Regions from separate parts of the Homo sapiens genome. Here all the other regions are linked to region 3. Evidence: chromatin loops called from intact Hi-C (ENCODE). Cell type or tissue: heart left ventricle. All regions are shown on one strand. Each heading gives the region's core, and the rest is flanking DNA. Links, peaks and the distances in the headings are about the cores only.

Evidence for each region. Peaks named below come from ENCODE experiments on the same cell type or tissue, not always from the same donor. Only the 100,000 strongest peaks of a DNase experiment are listed, where the experiment ranks them.
Region 1: it touches region 3 in a loop (3-fold over the local background); 22 of 110 quality-filtered maps call a loop at or near these places.
Region 2: a loop joins it to region 3, with 4 times the contacts of the local background. A loop is called at or near these places in 30 of 110 quality-filtered maps.

What each region holds. Positions count from the first base shown.
Region 1 is chr2:12,729,145-12,735,623 of GRCh38, forward strand. All of the region lies in intron 2 of TRIB2 (tribbles pseudokinase 2), which reads left to right. Among named protein-coding and RNA genes, the nearest start is that of MIR3125, 5.0 kb to the right of the region's middle. In heart left ventricle, for the core only: no CTCF peak of the experiment used is centred there; DNase peaks (open chromatin) are centred at 3,007, 3,617, 4,857 and 5,917; H3K27ac peaks cover 4,630 bases.
Region 2 is chr2:12,719,078-12,725,556 of GRCh38, forward strand. It overlaps TRIB2 (tribbles pseudokinase 2), which reads left to right. Exons shown (of 3, transcript NM_021643.4): 2 at 4,183-4,475. Among named protein-coding and RNA genes, the nearest start is that of TRIB2, 5.4 kb to the left of the region's middle. RefSeq lists an enhancer at 1-325. In heart left ventricle, for the core only: a CTCF peak has its summit at 3,610; no DNase peak of the experiment used is centred there; H3K4me3 peaks cover 4,500 bases; H3K27ac peaks cover 4,794 bases.
Region 3 is chr2:12,822,139-12,830,142 of GRCh38, forward strand. No RefSeq gene overlaps it. Among named protein-coding and RNA genes, the nearest start is that of MIR3125, 89 kb to the left of the region's middle. In heart left ventricle, for the core only: no CTCF peak of the experiment used is centred there; DNase peaks (open chromatin) are centred at 2,623 and 3,133; H3K27ac peaks cover 2,907 bases.

The DNA.
Region 1 (6,479 bases), core at 1,480-6,479, 93 kb before region 3:
CTGTTCCCCAGGGTGGATCAGTGATCTCTCTCCCATAGCACTCCCTTTCCTCATCAGAGCTCATCTCCTGCTGTATTCTGATGGCCCGTGTGTGCATCTGTAGACTGTCCTTGTCCCCTGCTGGGGGCTTCCTGGGGACATAGGCTGTCTCATGTTCACTGCTTCTGGAACAGGTTGGGCCTTGCTATTTGTTGACGGAATGTCTCCTTTTTTGAGTGGGAGCAGCTCAGATTGGATTCTAATGACAGAAAGAGAGAGGCAGGGGTAAGTAGAGTATTGGTGTCTAGGTCATTGCCTGGAATCAGTGGGAGCCCAGAAAACGTATACATCCCCTATGGAGACACCTTTTCAAAGAGAGCTATTTCCAAAGTTTCCCATCAAGTGAGAAATTTACCCATCATTTCCCTTTTAATTTAATGATTTATGCAGAAGTGACATTTATTTAAGACATTGTTTTCAGTGTCTATGGCAGGCTGTAATTTTATTCATGAAGGGCTTTTCTAATCACGGTTAGAAAGGGGAGAGCTTCCTCCAGGTTCCATGCTTATAAGTAGACTAAATAGTAGGTATTCTTCAGCAGGATTTCTTGCTGGGCTGCTTACTGCTTGTACTTAGTAACTAGTTGATGGGCTAGTGTGGGTCCTCAAGCAAACCAAGCAGAGGCACAGTGGTCAGATTTTTTTATTACTCCATTTAGCCCTATGGTCTTAGCCTGCCTTCTCTGAAATCATGAGAAGAGACAATATATTAATATGTTAAGTGCCCAGCACAGTGCCTGGTGCACTGCAGCTACTTGAATACATAGCCGTCATTATTGCTATTGGGCATCCTCTGATGTCATTGAGCCTCATAACCCAACAGCCCGGAGATTCAATTATTTATTTAACAAATACCTATTGAGCATCTATTATGTGCCAGGCACTATTCTTGGTGCTGGGGACACTACAGAGCCCAGTGAGAGAGAAACCCTGTTCTCATGAGACCTACATTTCAATGAAATAATATCTAGGGCCCACCATGTGTTTTACTCATAACATGTGATTCACCAATTTAATTCTAATTAGCTACTGTATTTAAATTAATCAATTTAAACCCAGTGAGTAAGATACTCTTATTTTCACCATTTTACAGATAAGAAAATTGATCCTCAGAGTCTAATGGCCAACCAGTGGCAGACCTGGGGTTGGTACCCAGGCCCCTGGCTCCAGAGCCCAAGCTTTCAAATACTAGGTTGTCTCCAGGAAATAGACAACAGGTAAAATACCGTCTCTTATGCCCAACCCTGAGAAAGAATTTTCTCACGCAGTTAGGCAACAGGTGTGCACCAGGAGGACCTGACTAGCCAGGGTCAAAACTCAGCTCACGACTCAGTTTTCCTGAGCAGTCATGGATTGGGCCACCAATGAGCCAACCCTGCGGGCAGTCCTACGTCCTGTTGTTCCATTCTGTGGGTTTTTTTTGTTTTGTTTTGTTTTTGTTTTTCCCCAGGGAACTATACAATGGGCTTCATTTCTTTTTCTATCCTCCATGCCTAGCACTGGACTTAGCAGTACTTAGGAATGTGTGACCATTGATGCCATGGATATACAAATAGCCCCTTATGTCCCGTGGCGTGAATATCATAAGAAAAATCAACTAGCCATATTGACAGTGGAATGCAGTGGATGGAAACTCATTTTCAATGTTGTTTTCTACTCAATACTCTTGGGAGTTTCTCTAAATCATGAAACCGAGTCCAGGCTATTTGAAATTTCTTTGGACTCTAGACATTGCCATGCATAAGAAGAGTCTTGCCTAGATGCCGTGAACTCCAGATAGAATGTTGGAGTTGGGGAGTCTTAGATATGGGGGTCATTCTATCTCGCAAACATTTATTAAGCACCTACTCTGTCCTACGGTGCTAGGTGTTGATGGTACAGGAATCAGTACAAGAGAGTCCTTGCCTAATGGATGTAATCATTATTCAATAGTTATTTAGCTGTAAGCATTATTTAACAGTTCCAACAGTGGAGTACGGTGTGGAGAATGGTCACCTCCGGGAGGTGATGACCTCCTGCACGAGGTTGGCTTGAGTGCTGTAGTAGGGATGGGGAGGTCCCAGAAGGCATGAGTCAAGCCAGAGGCACAAAGAGCCGTGTGTAGGGAGGGCTGTGCTGCTGGAGGGTCCCCTGTGCCAGGACAGAGATGAGGCTGAGTCCAGGGCCTGAAAGACACACCCCTCACCTCCAACTTGACCTGAAGCCCAGAAGGAACCATTGAAAGGTTTTTCTGGATGGCAGGGATGGGTTTGTGATTCCGGAAGTACATGTGAAAGATGAACTGGGTAAAGCAGCCGGGCATGGGTTCTAGGAAGAAGTGGCTCAAACTGAGACTGTGGCAGTGGGATTGAAGAATTGGGGGCAACAAGTGGGGGTTTAAACCCGACACTTTTATCTTTACAAACAATGAGGAGGAGAGTGGGCTTACTCAAGGTTTCAAATGTGTTCATGGCACAGCCAAGTGCAGGACCCAGGTTTTTCGACTTGATCTCATTCATTACGTGCCTACGCGCACATCTCCACAAGCCTGTGTGGGGCTCCCTGTCAAGTGCAGCGTCCCTGTCTGGCCCTGCGAGTGGGTGCAGAGATGCACTCACAGGCCTCCCTGAACTCTGTGAACTCCCACCCCACACCTGGAACAAGACTGGGAAAATTCTGGACCCCGAAGCACTCCTAAGCCACCGGGCAGGGCAGCAACACCATCGCTGGGTGCCCCTGGCCAGCACTGAGCCTGCGGAAGCTTTGCGGAGAGGCCAATCCACTGATATGGGGGAGGAGGGATTCTTCAGGAGCCATGGCTGAAAGTCTCAATGCAGGGAGTGAATGGAGCATTGATGAGGAATTCCTGTCAGCATGGCTTCCTCTTTCTTGGGTTTCCCTTTCTGTTCCTATGGCGACAGGATGGACTTCCTCTGTGAAGCCCTGGCGGCCTGCAGGCTGTGCTTGTGTGGTGTCTGCATGGGGGCGTGGGAAGGTGTTCGGGTACAATGAGACTCCCCTGTTCATCCAGGCACCATGGATGGGAGTCGGGCAGGAATGTGCACCTGCATGCGGACAGGGCAGGGATTCCGTCGTGGCCGGGTAGATGGCACTGCAGAAAACCCCTGAGTATTTGAGTCAGATTGGGTTTCCCATCCCAACTGTGCTATTTCCAAGCAAGTTCCTTCATCTGTCTCTAAGCTGCTGTAGTCTCCTGCATCAAATCGGTGTGGGCACACCCACCTTCCAGATTGTGTGGTGTTGTAAGGTCACAAGAGGCATATTCTCTCCCTATAGACATCTCTCCCTCCACCACGATGCCCTGAGATGCTTCCCCCGTGGCTCACCTGTTGCTCTCCCTGCTAATTTGTGGGCCATTTGAGGTAGGAGTTGGGGTGGTTCACTGACTCTCCAAGACTTGGTGCAGAGGTGGCTCTCAGAGGTGACTGTTGGAAAAGTCTGTGCATACATGAACCAGAATTAAGTGAACGACAATTTATTTGGCATCGTTTAGTGGCCTGTGACGTTCTAATGCAGCTGCCAGGCCGGCATGATGGTGCCAATGGTGCCAGGTGGTCCTTCCCAGGCCCTTGGTAGCAGCCGCCCCGGGCGGGACCCTGGCTTTCACAGCTGGACTGGCTGCCCAGAGGACTTTTTCAGTAACAGTCAGGGCAAGGTCAGATCTGGCAGCAGCTGACCTTTTCACTTGACCCTTAAGCCTATCTGGACCGCCTGACTGGACGGCCTTCAGTGACTTCTCTGGATTTCACTGACCTTAGGCCACCGGACTTCCCATCCCTGCCAGGCCCACTTTGTCTGGCTGAACTCCCAGCTCAGCCCCACCCTGGCCCACCCTGTCCTGATCTCTTCCTGCCAAGGGCCCACAGTGCTGTTTAAAGATTGGAAAATACGGCATGATTTGCTTGTGGATACTATTTTTGATCTTGTGGATTGAGCACTAAACTTGGAGTTAAAAACCGGGGTTTGAATCCCAGCTCTGTCACTGGCTTGCGAGGTGGCCTTGGACAAGTCACATCTACTTTCTGTTACCTCAGTTTCTTCATCCGGTAAATGGGCAGGTCTAGTCACCTGTATCTACCTCATGAGCTATAGCAGTTAGCTGTGAATGGGATGGTTTTGTACCAGATCTAGTGCTGAATAAACTGCACCAGATTTGCCTCCATCATCTCAGGGTCTCCCTTTAAAAGTTTTTCTTTCTTTGGCCCTAAGTAAATCAGTGATTTTAGTACCAGAATGTATTTTGGAAAGGACAATGGCGTTAGAGTCCAGATGTAGATTCAGAGCTCAGCTTGTTCAGTTTCTCTGTGTATGGCCTAGGGCATTTAATTCCCTGTGCCTCAGCTTCCTTATATATTAGGTAGCATGCATATATCATACTTGTCTTTTACTTTGTTTTGAGAAATAAGGATGCAAGCTGTAGTAATCTCAGCATCTTATAGATGCTTCACACATAGTTTCTATTATTGTTACTATAATTATTATTAGGATATCATATGGTGTGTTGTAATCACTAGAGCTTAAGAATTAAAGGAAACTTTAAAATCTGGAATTCTGAAGCTAGACGAGCCCTTTTCAGGCCCTGTAGCTATTTGTTCTTATTTTACAGAAGGGAAACTGAGGCCAAAAGAACCAGGGGCCACACTGGTAGTTCAACTTAGTGGCGCAAGGGAGCTCTGGAGCCTGTGCTGAGAGTGGATGGGGGTGGGGGGAGAATCGGGGCTTTCAGTGCCGACCTGTGCTGTTCCACAGATGCTGGGAGAGGAACCACACCCTGCTGCTTTTGGCTTCCTCACCTGGCACCGGGATCCGGTGACACAAGGCCTGGCACTGGGCTGGGCCGTCATTGAGTACACAGGCTGCCCACGTGTAAGCCTTGTTCATTCAGCAGGTTGAGAGCAAAGCAGGCTGTTCTCTTCCTATGCCAGGCACAGTTTGCAAAAGGCCTGCAGGGATCCAGCTTCTCTGGCCAAACCAATCCTGCCCCAGGCTGGTGGCTGGCAGGGAGATGTCTCTTCCCCTGAGAAGTTACTGGAGATAACCATTGTCATTTACAGCGTTTTAGGCACAAAAATTGCCACCACCCTCCACCCCTTGTCTCTTTGGGAAATGTTTATTCTTCTCGGACTGTTTCTGGTACCACCACTTCCAGGAAGCATATCCTGATTACTGTAGTCAGAACTGAATAAAGTGAGGGGACTGGGCTGGGCACAGAGCTGGGGAAAAGCATTCCAGCCCGCGGGAGGAACAAGTGCAAAAGACCCAGGAAGGAACGAGAATTCACATCTACGGCCGTATGCTGGGGACTTGCATTTCGTGCTTCCTCACCTATCTTCTCCACTAGGCTTTTGGGTTGAGGGTAGGTGCAAAGGTTCATTCTTAATAATAAGATCGATCATTATTGTTGCCCCCAGTTTTTTGCAGATCTACCATGCTAGGCTCCTCGGTAGATACCGTACTTGCATTATTACAGTTAATTCTCACAAAAACTGAGAAGGTGGGTGTTACTTGTCATGTCTGTCTCCCCAGTGCCTAGTTGGGGAACTCAAGCAGAGTAAATGCTCGGTAAATGTCTTTTACATGCCTGCATGACTAGTGGGACATTTGAATTACTAGGTCCACAGATGCTTCTGTTGGTTTTTATGGAAATCAGCTCCTTTGCCTGGAAAATTCATAATGCCCAGACTGTGAGGGGACATGAGCCATTGCAAGACTGTTCATTCATTTCTGCTCCCATTTCTGACATGTGCTAGAGCCCCACCAGGGACTCCCCATACACATTCTTGAGACCGTGACTGGCAGCCCTCTTTCCCAGAGGAGGGAGCCAAGGCCCAAAGACCTTCAGCAGCCTCCCTGCAGTTACACAGCAAGTCCACAGTGACCAGAGCTGACACTCACCCCCGCCTGTCAGACCTCCCTCCATTCCTCTCGCGTGGTATGCATCCTGAAAGGTCCTCGTTGAAAGACGTAATCCAGACCAGTTGCCTTGACCCTTGCCTAGAAGTTTTGTAAACAAGTTCACAGTGTTCTGAGAAGGAAGCAAGGTCAAAAGAATGACCTACCAAGGCCAGCAAGCCTGCATTTCCTCCCCATCCTTTCTCCCGGCTTCTCTTTTCTTTTGCCCCTCTCCTGCCTGGGATGCAGATTCTCCCCTAGAGAAAGAGCAGGCTCCTGCCCCAAGGATTGGCTGTCCCCTGACACTGGGGAAGCACACGTACAGCGCACCTTGATGGAGCCTAGTGAACTGAGCAACCCTGGTGTGGTTTCCTCCGCCAGCTGCTTGAGTAGGTGGGGTCAGGCCTAAGGAAGGTGAGCACCCAGCCACTGCCTTGCCTTGCCAGCCGTAGGAGCCTACTCAGACTCTCTGAGCATTAGGCTCATTGTCCATGAGAAAAGGAATCATAGTACCTGCCTTGGAAATGGATCTCCTAAACTTTAAAGAGA
Region 2 (6,479 bases), core at 1,480-6,479, 100 kb before region 3:
AGCCCAGGGGCCCAGCGCAGGGAAGGAGTTTACAAAGACCTTTCTTCTGCCTGGAGCCTTGAAAGGAGGGTTGGGGTGGAAATCAAAGCCTGAGCACTTTCTGGTGAATAGTGAATGCTTTGGGTCTTTCTCTCTGGTCTTGGTCTCTCTCCCCATCTCTAGACTTCCCTGTCTGCTCATCCCCTCTCTTCCGTGCCCCCCTGAACAACACCTTTGCCTGTAAGGTTAAGAGGCTCCCGTTTGGAGCCCTAGGGATCCGCAGTGGTAATACCACTGCGATGGACACTTCGGTTTCCTTTTTTGTCTTTAACCCTGAACAGTGACTGGTTTATGTATATGTGTGTCTGTGTATCTTTGTGTGCACCCACCGGGCCCCAGACAAGTGGATGAGGGGCGAAATAGTTGCGAAAAAGAAAATAACTATAATAGAGCATACTACTACCCAGAATTGGACCTAGATCAAGGATTCTTTGTCACTTAATTTTAGATTTGCTGACTGTTTTTTTTTTTTTTTGAGGGGGTAAGGGGAGAGTGGGGGACCCATTCTGCCTTTGAAATGGTCACTGGGCACGGTTGTGCTGCAAATAACACATCGCGCTTTTGCCATTCACCACAGACTACTTTGCGGACTTGCCTTATTTCCTAGTGGACTGGAGTATTTCATTGCAAAATTTGGGTTTAGTGGAGATCTCCAGTCAGTTTTGCGATTGTTCAGTTCAGCCCTTAGGGGGAAATCGGAGACTCTTTAAATGTTGCCCTTTGCTTGTACTGAGCATTTGGTATTTTGCATCTTCTCTAAGTTATTGAGACCCAGAGCAACTGTGCCCAGTTAACCAAAATTCAGTAGCTGGATTGAATTCTCAGAAGTCTGCAAGGTTGCACAATAGGATAGTCATCCTTTGAAATGAATGAATTCCACAGAACTGCCACTCTTGTATGAAATATGCACAATCACCCAGCAGTGAATATTTTCATTCCTTTTGCTCAACTTCAGTACAGCATTTTAATATTTTTCAAAGGCTGGAGATGCTTTTAAGTATAGGGACTCTGCAGCCAAATTCTGCAGGGGCATCTGGCTGTTACTTCTTTGTTTAAAATCAGAGGTGACTCTGGCCTCTGCTCATTCTTTCTCCAGATTTTGCAAGACATATTTCACTTTGGGCTGACCTTACAGTGTCATTTGCAGACTTGTGCTCTGGCCTCAAATTGGACTTAATCTGCTGGTTTAGTTATTGCAAAGATTGAATCAGCCCCTCACCAATTACAGTGTGGCTGCAAGTGGATTTAAGTGCAGTATCATTGTTCTGCTTGACAGAGGTCATCCCTTTAAGACACAGCAGCTTCTGTTTTCCTGACTTTTTACCATAGATGATGTGGGTGACTTCTTATGCAAGCATAGTTGTGTATCTCCGAAGAAGCTCCAAGAGAGTTTTATAAGGCTGCTTCTCTGAACTGCCCTGAGAGATATATATGCTGTGGTCTCTTAGCTTACTTTAAGGCTCAGTGAAATCTACACATTGAATCTAGTTCCTTTTGATGTCTTAGAATAGAAGGCTCATGTTTCCTAGCTGTGTGTTGACCAATGAAAAAATTCTTTGCAAAAACAGATCAAATGTAAAGATGCTATTTATTATAGGGGACTGCGTAGAGAATTCCATAGGACACTATTTGGAGGAATAGAGATTCCAGAGTCATTTAAACAAAATAATCAAGGCTGCTTATTGTCTCCATGTACCTACTTTTGCTAGATGAATGAAGGCACTTTAAGGAGTCTTTAACTGTATGTTTTCATGGAGATACTGGTAGCTACTGTGCAGATTGACATAATTACTATCTTGGCAGAATGGGTACTTTTTTTTTGCAAATGTTATTAATGATGGCCTAATCTTACTGCCTTATCTGAACTGTCACATTACATAACCAAGGCTCCAAATTAAACATGTAAAGAAGCTGGCACCAGGCTTGTGGCTTGATTTTGCACGTGAAGATGATGGTTTAAATACCAGTCCAAGCCCCTAAATGCCCCTGATAGCTACTAATAAAAGTTTGGCTCCTTCTCGTGTGGGAAAACATAAGTACTTATTTTATTTTTCATACTCTGTCCACCATCTTGGAATTTGGTCTCTTCTACAAAAGGTATGGCTACATTTGAAGCTGCCACAAATATGTTAGTTTTTTAAAAATTCTGTCTCCAGTTTTTCAGCAGTGGAGCAGGATAATAGGCTAAAAGTGCTGAGCAAAAGTCACCTTTTATGTTTTTGTAAATGCACCTGGAAACAGGAAGTAGATTATAAATAATCATAACTCTGTGAGCACTGGCGACAGAAGCTGCAACCTGGTATTTCAGAACACAGCATCTTCATTATATGATGCAGTGTTTACGTTAGCCACTGCAAAGCTTATTACTCCTCGAAATTTTTGAGGCTTCCCTGGGTTTCTGTTGCCTGCATTCAGGGTGTTAAAGTTGATTCAAGCATTTCAGATTCCTAATTGAACAGGCCTCTTAGGTCACTGCTCTTGGGTCATCATTTGACAGTATCAGTGTGTGATTTGTGGTCTCTGGAGATGTTGAAGTATTCTTTCTTAAATTCTAGGTTATAGTGGCAGCAGCTGTGCCGCTTTTCTGAGATGCCTCGTTATGGTTCATTCACAACATTACTGTTAACTTTGCTTCCTTGGCCGTGTTAGCAGCAACTCTTGAGGTTTTACATCCCTGTTTGACTCACAGATTTTGTTTCAATTTTTTGAAGCTTAGAGCAACTTAACTCATGGATTCTTAAATAGCAGTCTGTGGCTTTGGATGGGCTTCAGAAAGCCCGTGAATCCCCTTAAAATGAATCCGGTATCGTGCATGCATTTGAGAACGGGCATTGTCAGCTAAGAGGGAACAGAGCTTTTATCAGATTTTATGTGACATCAGGACCCAAAAAAGGTTAACACTGTTCTAAATCAACATCTTCATTTTATGAAGAGGAGGGAGGTCCAGTAACCCTAAGCTCTTTATCCATCTCATCCAGATTATTGGTGGCAGGGCCAGGATTAGTGCCTCAAGGTTGCCGACTTCCAGTCCAGCATATTTCCTACCACACTGCAAAATGATGATGAAAGAAAGTATGTCTAACTAGTGAAAAAGCGATTTAGGCAGCTAAATCATTGTGAACTGATAGCATGCAGTGTATTGTTAGGGCGTTCCTGCCTCAGATGCTTTCCAGCGAAGCTCACCCACGCATGCCCCTGGCTCACGCACACACTGAATAGATTCATCTTACCCACATCCCAGGCAGATAGAAAAACCACATTCCAGACCCAGGGACTTGTATTCCTGATTTAGTGGAGGTCTTGAAATGAATGAAAGCGCCTTTTATATAACCTCAAAAATTCTCTGTAGTGTTAATTGCTGTTAGGTCTGTTTCAAAAGGTATTGATGGTGCCTTTTCTTTTTAAGCAACCGCACAATGAGTTGGCATTTTGCAGGCTAATTTTGATTCATAGAAAATCATTGCATAACTGGTTCATTGAGTTAGATATCTGTGGAGGGAAGAGAGGAAGAAGCAAGGCTGCTTCCCTATTCAGAAGGATTCTATCATATTCCTACCTCTGCCACTGGGGGCTTGAGTTTTGGCTCATTCTCTGAGCCTCAGTTTCCATATCTGTAAAATGAAAGTATTGAATTAGAGACCACTGGGCAAAAGCTAGCTGTTTATTCTCTTAGTTGCTCATGTGTTGTATAATGCCTGTTTATGTGCATTTCTTTTTTTTTATTTTTGAAGGCAAATAAAGTGTTGTTGATGTCATTGAGGTGGATCACTTTCTCTCCAATTTTGCCTTAGTTCTATAAACACGCAATTGGGCTAGAGACAAAAGTAATGAAAATTATTATTTCTGTACTGCATTACGTTTTGCAAAGCACTATCACCTTCATTTTCTCATATAATCCTCCTAACACTGTGAGTCAAGTATCAGTTTCCCATGTTGTACGTAAAGATTTGGAGGCTCCGAGAGGTTAAGTGACTTGTTTAGTGCCACACAGCTGGTAGGAGGCAGGGCCAATGTGGTCTGGGTCCAAGTTCAGCATATTTTCTGTCATCTCAAAAGCCCATACCTGTGGGAGGTGCAGCATTATGTGTTTTGGTTGTACAAGAGGCACCTCTGACTTTGGTCTTACTGTTAATCCTGTCGTAGGTGTTTGATATCAGCTGCTACCAGGAATCCCTGGCACCGTGCTTTTGCCTGTCTGCTCATAGTAACATCAACCAAATCACTGAAATTATCCTGGGTGAGACCAAAGCCTATGTGTTCTTTGAGCGAAGCTATGGGGACATGCATTCCTTCGTCCGCACCTGCAAGAAGCTGAGAGAGGAGGAGGCAGCCAGACTGTTCTACCAGATTGCCTCGGCAGTGGCCCACTGCCATGACGGGGGGCTGGTGCTGCGGGACCTCAAGCTGCGGAAATTCATCTTTAAGGACGAAGAGAGGTAGGTCTCATCCTGTCCAGACCTGGGTACTGTGATGGACTGCTCCTAACAACAGCTTCCTAGAAAAGTCTTGAATGGACGTTTTTTTGCCGTCTGTGGTCCAGATGAGGGGAAGGAATCTTAGGAGGGCAAAAGGAAGTGAATATTGCAATTTTCAAGTGTTTGGGAAAACAAATAGCTACTATTCTAAAGGTGTCATCTGGTGCTCAAAGGACAGGTACCAGGATATTCTGTGACCCAATGAATATGTATGATTAGGTGTCTTGAATTCCGAAGGTGGCTGCAAACCTCTTTGACATTTTCAATGCCAGTAAAGGCAGGGCCTTGAAAATTCTACCCGCAGAACACTCAGCAGCCAGAATCAGTCATTTATAATTCATTCATCCATGCACTCATTCAGTAGCTCTTACCTAAGCTTATATTAGGTATTAGTCACAATTCTCAGTACTATTAATATCTAGATGAATTAGATAGCCAACGGACCTATAAAGGAAATGCTACCAGCTCAGAATAGAGGTCCGTGCTGGGTGGGATGAGAACTGGGGTGGTGGGGACATGTCAGTTCTCCCTAGGACTTGGAGAGTCAAGGAAGGTTTTACAGGAGGGGTGATTTTGGAGCCAAGACTCGAAAGATGACTGGATTTCAGGAAATGTGGGAAAGACCGCATTCCAGGTGAGGAAACTGCTGATGCAAATGCATGGCAGTGCAGAGGTCTTGGTTATTGGAGGAGACAGCTGGACAGGATGCAGGCAACTGGCTTATGCCGTTAACTCATTACCTTCTATTTAGCAGACTCTGCTGGGGCCCTGCTTTCTCTCCCAGCCGATTTTGATTACAAGAACTCCTTCAAGCCCTTTTTGTTCTTTTTAAGAATATGAGTTTAGAGGGACAGAGGCAACAAATCTGTATTCATTGCTCACCGTAGTTCCTGAATGAGGCCCCACATAATGTGGAGACCAGCTCATATCTTGATCTTTGCTTGTGAATGCCTTTACCTTTATTAACAAACTGAGAAGGGGCAGCTGTTGGAAGATTTAGAGTGTGGAACCACATTTACCTTTTCTCTTCCGCTCAGATGCCTCTGCCCCTGGAGCCTGGAGATGTTTCCCCTGGTTTTGCCTTCGATACCCTCTGTGATCTTGGATTGGTCCTTCGTCTGTTTCCACCCTCCCCCTACCAGCCTCATATTTCTCCTTCTGTTACCTTCTGTATGCTGTATTGGCTCTAAGGTCTTTTCAATTAATAATAAATTGGTGTATGTGCTTCTTTGAATATTCTCATTTAGAAGATGAATATATGTTGACCCCCAACGATACTGACAAAGGTATTCTCTCTACCCTTGTATGTTCCACCTTTCTTGGAGATTTAATAACTGCACCTACAAAAATAAGAGGTCATATTTGTTTACCTCTTACCATAAGGTTAAAGTTTAATTCTCTCTCCCTATTGAAGTGAATGTCATCATGTCCATTGTATAGACGAGAGCTCCAAAGTGCAACGTGGTGAAGTCCCAAAGTTACGGACAGGAAAGAGCAGAAGTAAGGCCACATTCACTAGTAAGTCAGCTCTCAAGAAATTCATTTGTCTGCCAGAGGGCATGGGGACAGCAAATGCCCTCTCTCGCAGGGATCTGTGTTTTTAAGTGTCGTCTTTGATTGTGTTTCCATAGGGAGGAACTCTCGGGCACCAACGAGTAGAAGGAATGGCCTATTCAGGGATAGGACCCCCATAGTGAATACATGTTTGTGCAAATGAGTAGAGCAGGGTGGAGGTCCCCAAGTCATAGAACATGGGAACAAAAGTGGACCCGGAGGTTGCATAGTCTGTGTGGCACTCTCTTGGTTTGCTGCCAGGAGGCAGAACTCCAGAGGTGAGAGCACGCCCCAGTGCACACAGCTAGCTAGGAGCCAGTGAAGCACAGCCAGGCCTCACCTGGGCTGTGGAGGGCTTTTACTCCCACCCAGCCTTTGCTTCTCCTTTATGAGTGTGTCATCACACGCCAA
Region 3 (8,004 bases), core at 1,207-6,206:
CACTGAGAAGTTGCCTTCTTGAGTTGATCCCTGCTGCCACTGGCCATTTCAGATAACTCCACTCACCAAAGACCAACTTACCTGTCAGCCCTTGAAGATATCTGCAGACACCTGGTGGTGCCCAAGACCTACTGAAAAAATTATTTTTTCTGGTTCCTGATGTGCTTTCATCCCAAACCCAGTTCCACCTGAGTCTGGGATCTTGCTCTGAAACTGCTACTGACCCCTTTGGATTGGTTCCTGTACACTGAGCCCTTATGATATCCAGAACTGCTGGCATTGGAAGCCAATGCTTGCAATCCTAGTGTAGTTTTCCACTACTACTCTGTGCTTTCTCTCTTCCTATTAAAGTATTTTTGATGAATACAAAAATGTCATTTTGTAGCAAAAATGTTATAAGGTCACAAAACATAAAAGTGTCCAAAAACCTGAGAATATTTATATTTATAGTGAACTCCTCGATAAATATTTATTATTTTCTAAGATGACCCCACACCAAAAATAAAATGTGGTGTTATTTAAGAAGACAGAAAAATGTGTAACAACACTTAGACGCTGGCTGAAATTGAATTAAAATTCTCATCGAAACAGTTCTTGGGACTTAAAGTGTTCAGCATTAGTTTTTTAGAAGATATACCTTACCCTCGTCAATAGGCTCTTGGAAACTGAGACTTTAAGCTCAACCACTTACACTGAAACCAATTTTCCCATGGGTTAATTGATATAAATAAGAATTAAATTTCTATGATTTATTTCTGGTCACAAAAACATCACCGACTTGTAAATAAAGGCCAACGCATGTCCATATTAAACATGAAAATAAATGTGAGCTATGCATATGTTTAAGAAAGATAAACAAAAACAAGTAAGAGAATTATTTACCCACTAATTTCAGTTTAGGTTCATGACTGGCCAGAACCTGTCCTGGAAACAGGGCTCAGGATGGAAAGCAGCCCTGGACAGGACACCCTCCCATTGCGGGGCATACTCACACACACCCCCACACGCACTCACACTAGGACCACGCAGACACACCAATCCCCACCTCAGGTGCACATCTTTGGGATGTGGAGGGAAACCGAAGTACCCGGAGAAAACCCACGCAGACGTGGGAGAACATGCAGACTCCACAGAGACAGTGGTCCTGATGAGGAATTGATTTTTTTTTTCTCATCAATATTATAATAAACAAAATGACATTATTCAAGGACCTGCTGTACTTGGTCTTTTCGGAGTTGGCAATGCCTCTCTCTCTTGTTGCTCAGTGCCTCTCACAGGGCTGGAAGAGCCTCTGTGCCCTGACATTGGCTGTGTTGCTGTCAGGACAGCCTGTCTAACCCCAGCCCAGTCCCCTCATGGAGAGGGGAATTTAGAAGGTTTGTTTTTCTATAACAGGAAAAATAGAAAACGTCTTGTTTCTGCTACCAAGCAGCAAACACCTCTCAGACCTCTTACCTACCCTTGCATCAAATTATTTGAGCTTCTAATAAACCACAGCGTCTGAATTCCTAAACCCCCATAAAACAAAACAATTGTACAAAAAGGACAGGAGTTGAAAGAAATAGATGGCACCCGATGAAGTCATGTGTCTTTCCCAGCCCCCTCCTACTCTGTTGGTTTTCAAATAGTTCTTTTCACTTGTTCACTCCATATGGAGGAAGATATAAAAGCCTTCCTTGATGCCACGGAGAAAGGCTGGCTCTGAAAATCCCAGATCCGAAACCTGATTGGCAGCTATGGAAAAGTCCAGCACTCTCTAGGAGAGCAGGCGAGTGCCTCACCGTGAGGCCTGGCTGGGTGATGAGGCCAGTCCTGGGGTCTTTGCTCTGACAACACCTTGCTGAGCTGTTCTGGGCAAATCTCTTAACTTCTCTGGGTGCTCTCAGAATTCTTATTTATGCAATGAAATAACCTCTATGGGTCCTTTCCAGGATCATGATGTGAAGGAAAAGGTGGAATATTGGGCTGCATTTGTGGTGCTCTGCCAGTGCAGGTGAGGAGTGTGTGAGCATCCTAGGAGTGCATCCAGGTAGTTAGGAGGGAGAGGACAACACATAGTCTCCTAGGTGCAGGCGGCGGGGGAAGTCCGGTGGACACCTGTGAAGCTAAGTTCCAGGACCTTCTGGGGGCTGTGGAGAGGAAGGGGACCTTCTCCAGAGGGGCCGTGTTGATTGACTCATTCTTCTCTGACTCCTCAGAAGCCAGTTCATTGCAGTAGAGGGGCTGTCCTGCAAGTCATATGCTTCTCCTCCTTGCCTTAACTACAGGAATTCCAAGATGTTTACACAAACTTCAAGGAGTGAACCAAGTTATTAAAAGAGTAGCAATTAGGGTGGCCCATCCCAGCAATTTAGTTTCCTGTCTAAGGAAGCATGAAGGGGGAGGGGTTTCCAGGGAGGGGAGAGGGAGGGAGCATTCTTGTCTCCTGATTGGACCGCCCCAGGATTTCCATTTCTGAACACAGACACAGAAGGAGGGAAGAAAGGTTGCCAGATGCCAGCTCCCAGCTCCCTGGAGGAGTTACTCGCCGCCACAGATGCTCCAGCAGCTGGTTGGGCCCCTCCTCAAAGTGTCTCTCCTGCTTCCTTCTTTTGGGGGATTCTGGCTCAGCTTTGAAAGCCTTTTGGCATCTTTTGCCTGCCTCCAAAAATTAAGCTGTGTTGGAAGCTGCCTGATAAATCACTCTTTGCACCGTGGCTGCCATGGGGCTTGCAGAGAGTGGCTGCCTAGTGATTTACCGCGGCTGTCTGAGAGGGCTTTTCCAAGCAGCCAGCGTAGACCAGGGAGTCATCTCTGGCAAAAGGAGCATTTTGTCTAGCTCAAATGGACACTACAGAGAGGAAGTGGGATTGCTTTGTTCAAAACTTGTTGGTCATCCATTCCTCAAGCCAGCCGGAATCTCCAAGTTCATTTCTTCCATGCAACTTGAGCTCAAGAAAAGAGGTCCAGAAAAGTGGTTTTTCATGACAGGCCTGCTGGAGCCTTTCCTAGGGGAAGGAGAACTTTCTGGTTCTGAACTGCAGTTACACAATGCTGGGCAGGCCCTCTGATTTGTGGTCATAGTTTCCCAGAACCCCAAGGGACCCATCCAGGAAAACGCCCATGTCCCCTCGCCTGCGTTGTCATCTGCTCCCTCCCAAGGGGATTTTGTTTCCTTGATTGTGTTCCATAGTGGCTGTTGGAAGTCAGGTGCCCTGGACGCAGCTTGGACAGGAACCATGTGGTGTGAGGACCTGAGCCTTGTGCATACGTGGCTTTTGCTTCTGGTTCTGGCTTGACAGTGTGACGAGTTAATTAACCTCTTTCACCTCTAAATCTTCATCTCCATTATCAGAATAATAAGCTCTTCCTTGAGAAATTGTTGTTTCGACGAAGCCTCATATAGTTAGCACAAAGTAGATGGAAGAGTAGATCCAAATAAAATATTTTTAAACAATATTTTGTTGCTTGTTTTCTGTTCTTGTTTTTGTGGGGTTTTTTTTTGTTTTTTGTCTTTTTCCCTACAAACAGGTTTTCAGCCTACCATTTAAATAGGAACCCAAAAGGAACCCTTCAAAAATATGGGAGTTATAATTTAGTACACACTTGCAAAAGATTTGAGTAGATACTTTCAGCTACATAAAACTCATAATGTAAGGGTTAATGGAGATGCTATTAGCAGTAGTACTTTGGGACAGGACATAGATCATTAAAAAAAAAAGTGGGTTTCTCATGGCAGAGAACATAGGTTTTTATTTCTGGGGTAAAAATTCTCCTTAGGAATGTGTAATGCTAAAAGGTAAATGACAGGCTATTTGAAAGAAGAGAAAAAAAATGTGTTTACTTTTGCCTCCCAATAATAGAGTATCTCTCGCCCTTCTGAGAAAAATGGGAATTAATTTTCTTTAAAAAATGCACTGCATTTATTCTGAAATACAGATCTTCTACCTCCCACTCCACATTTTCTTGCAATTCCTTGTTCATGCTGCTACTCCAAGGGCAAAGGAGCAAAGCACAGTTTTATTAACACAAAGTGAAAATTGTTCCTTTGTTTTCCTTTTCTGATGGGTCTGTGATTTGGTAAAGAGCAACATTAAGCGTGCCTAATTTCATGCCAAATCTAAAATCTCATCCCAGGGATTCATCTGAGATACTTATGCTTCTCGATACTACTTAGAAATTTTGCGTGAAAGAAGGGGGAAGAGGTAAAGCTATTTATTATTATTATTTTTGAAGTTGTCTATCTTTACAGACAATAGCAGGCTGAGGTTCTTCCATCTGTGTCCCACACCCTCATACACCCACACCCCGCCCCTCACCCCAAACATACATACCTCTTGTCCATTCCCTAGGTAAGCTGACATCCTCTGTTTTCCCCTTTCCTCTGGGAAGAGTTCTCATACTGTAGTGTCTATATGAATCACATTAGGATATTGCCAAAATGCAGAACCTGATCAGTAGGTCTGGGGAAAGGGCTGAGATTCTAAGTGTCTAACAAACGCCCAGCTTAGGCCAGTGTGGATGGTCCATGGACCACACTTTGAGTATCAAAAGTATAGGGGACAGGACACTAGAATTCAAGAGACAAACATATTCTTTGGATTTTGTTACAAACAGCCTGTGTGACTCTAAGGAATCCTTTCTTACGTGTAGGTTTCTGGCTTGCCCATTTAGAAATTGAGGGAACTGAACCAGCTAACTTCTAAAATCTTTCTGATGTTGCTATTTGTTTTACTTGATTTTAGATTCTTACAACTTCTAGTCCATACAACAGCTCCATCCAAGAAAAAAGAACAAAACAAACCTCAAGTTTATGACGTAAAAACAGTGTGAGAACACATTAAGGGAAGCAAAGAACAGAGACTCCTTTCTCCAATACTGGAAGTCCTGCCTACCGCATGGTTACATTAAAATCGCTCATTTCCCAAAATAAGGCATATGAATGGCCAAGAAGAAAAAGAAAAAAAAAATGCCCAACATCACTAATCAGCAGAGAAATGCAAATTATAACCATGATGAAATATTACCTGTTAGAATGTCTTTCATCAAAAAGACCAGAAACAACCAGTGTTGGTGAGGATGTGGAGAAAAGAGGACCCTTATATACGGTTGGTAAGAATGTCAATCAGTACAGCCATTGTGGAAAACAGAATGGAATTTCCTCAAAAAGCTAAATATACAACTATCATGTGATCCAGCAATCCCCTTTTTGGGTATACAGCCAAATAAAATGAAATCAATATGATTGAGAGATATTTACACTCCCATGTTCATTGTAGCACTATTCACACTAACCAAAATATGGAATCAACCTCAGTGTCCATCAGTGGATGAATATGGAATGGGAAAGCTTCCCCTGTCCCCCTCACACGGCATGTGGCTCGCTTCTTCAGTGCCTTGCTGCTCAAACCTCTCGGGGAGCATACAGAGGGGCAGGCTTTGGGGATCCGGCACCACGGCAGCGTCTAGGGGCGAATATCATAGCTCCCAGTGGGTGTGGGTTACAGGGTGCTCTTTTAGTTTCGCTCTTTGTTTGCCATCTATAGGTGGCTTGTGTTAACCAGCTCAGTTAGACCCTCTACCTTGTTACAAGGACAGAGGGCTTTCTGTATCCTGAGTTCTTGCCTTGGTGTACTGGAACAATTAGATCACACGTGGGCTTGGAGAATGAGTGCAAGGTTTTATTGAGCGGAGGTAGCTCTTAGCAGATGGGGGAAGTCAAGAGGGGATGGAGTGGGAAGGTTTTCCCCTGGAGTCAGGCGCTCAGCGGCCTGGGCTCTCCCTCTGACTGCCCCAGGCAAACTCTGCGTCATTCTGCTGGTTGGTGGCCTGCCGGGATGCTGGTGCCTGTCGGTGTGTGTGTTCCTCTGGATGTCCAGCTGCCTGCCTATTCCTCTGCTGATGTGCTTCTCTCCATATCCATGTCTGCCTGCTGGGGTCTCAGGGGGTTTTATGGGCACAGGATGGGGGCATGGCAGGACAGGGTAGTCTTGGGAAATGCAACATTTGGGTAGGGAATGCCTGTCCTTACCTAGGTCCGTGAGAGTGAAGCCCTAGCCAAGGACCATGCCCTCCTCTATCCAGCACTTCCCTTCCCCACTTCCATATTATTTAAAGGGACCATGTTCTTCCCTTCCCAGCACTTCCTTATCAAATAAATAAAGAAAATATGGTGTGTGTGGGCCTGGCACGGTGGCTCACGCCTGTAATCCCAGCACTTTGGGAGGCTGAGGCGGGCGGATCACGAGGTCAGGAGATGAAGACCATCCTGGCTAACACGGTGAAACCCCGTCTCTACTAAAAAATACAAAAAAATTAGCCGGGCATGGTGGCAGGCGCCTGTAGTCCCAGCTACTAGGGAGGCTGAGGCAGGAGAATGGCGTGAACCCGGGAGGCGGAGCTTGCAGTGAGCCGAGATCAGGCCACTGTACTCCAGCCTGGGCAACACAGCGAGACTCCGTCTCAAAAAAAAAAAAAAAAAAAAAATTGAATGAATGAATGAATTCGGTGAAAGAATGCATATAAAATAAAGGAAAATATGGAAGAGTTAATGTGAAGTGGAAGGTATGAAAGAAGAAAGCCAAAGAAAAAAAGAAACCCTAAGCATTAGTAACAACAACAGCATAATAAAATTACCTTTCCGTATTTATGAACATACTTGCATTCATGCATGTACTCTGAAAAATGTCAATAATGAATGGAAACCCTCAGGCATGTAATAGGTGTTCTGTAAAAGTCACTTGCTTTACCCTTCATTTCCATGTTATCTTGGATTTGCAAAAGAGTGACTTATTGGTAATACTGGCGCTGGAATACCTGTCTCTGCATTCTCCCCGTATTGCTACCACTGAGGTGTGGGGCCTTAGGCGAGTAACTTCCATCCCCTGGGCTTTCACTTTTTATCCTCAAAGTACAGCTAATGGCACTGACCTTGGTACCCACTCAGGTTTTCTTGCGAAACAACCAAGATGGTACGGCCCTCCTCTCCCTCTGTTACTCTTCTCTTAGATTCCTGATCCACTTTCTACCGCCTGCTGTGCTTACAAATGCAAATGGTTACTTCACATTCAAGCGAATGTGCATCAATATGCAATGACACCATCTGCCTGATCTGTCTGTGAAGCATCTTCACAGTCCGAGCAGGGACTGTGTCTAATCTTTGAATTGTCGACGCTTAGCCAAGGACCTGGTTCAGGGTGGGGGCCCACAAATGTGTGCTAAATAAAAGTGTTTTGCACAGTATAAAAAGCTCTATGCATGTGCAGCCCAGATGTCATTTGGAGTCATCTTACTTGTCTGGGGTTTAGGTGAATTTGGCTCAAACACCCAGTCTCATAACTTGTATGAGTACAGACTCCTGAGGACAATTCTGAGAATTCCAGTCTTTCTTCTTATGTTCACCTTCATTTCTCCAGTATTACACGTACCTTCTTGGATCTGTGTCCCCAAACTGGGTCCAATATTCTACCCCTTAAATAATTTTCATTAAAAAAAAATTCACTTGAACTAATCCTATTCTGTGTCCAGCCAATGTTTCTCAGGAGTCAGTGTCTCATCACCTTGCATGGCTTTTGAAATTCTTGCAGGCACCACCTCTCCCACTGGACAGCCTTCTAATCCCAGTGTTCTCAGCATTTGACATTCTGACTCTATCTTTCTCCCAGGAAGTGTCTACCTCTTGCCAGGCCCTTGTGCCTCCCTACCAATCTAGAAATTCCAGCTAATAAACTTTTCTTAAGCCCCGATGCAAGTATATCAAATCATGATGATGCTCTTTTCACAGTTGTATAGTAACCTTAACAGCATTCCAAACACTGCTTTAGATATAGTAGGTATGTTACTACACTTAGTTCTTATGGATGCAGGGAGATTTGCATAAATAATACAGACCTGACATGCTACATTAAGTGCCATCACAGAGGCAAATGAAGTACTATCTATCTAAAGCCAACAAGCACTAACCCTTGGGAGCAACACTTATCAGCGAACTCATTAATGTATTTAATATCCACTTATTAAGCATCT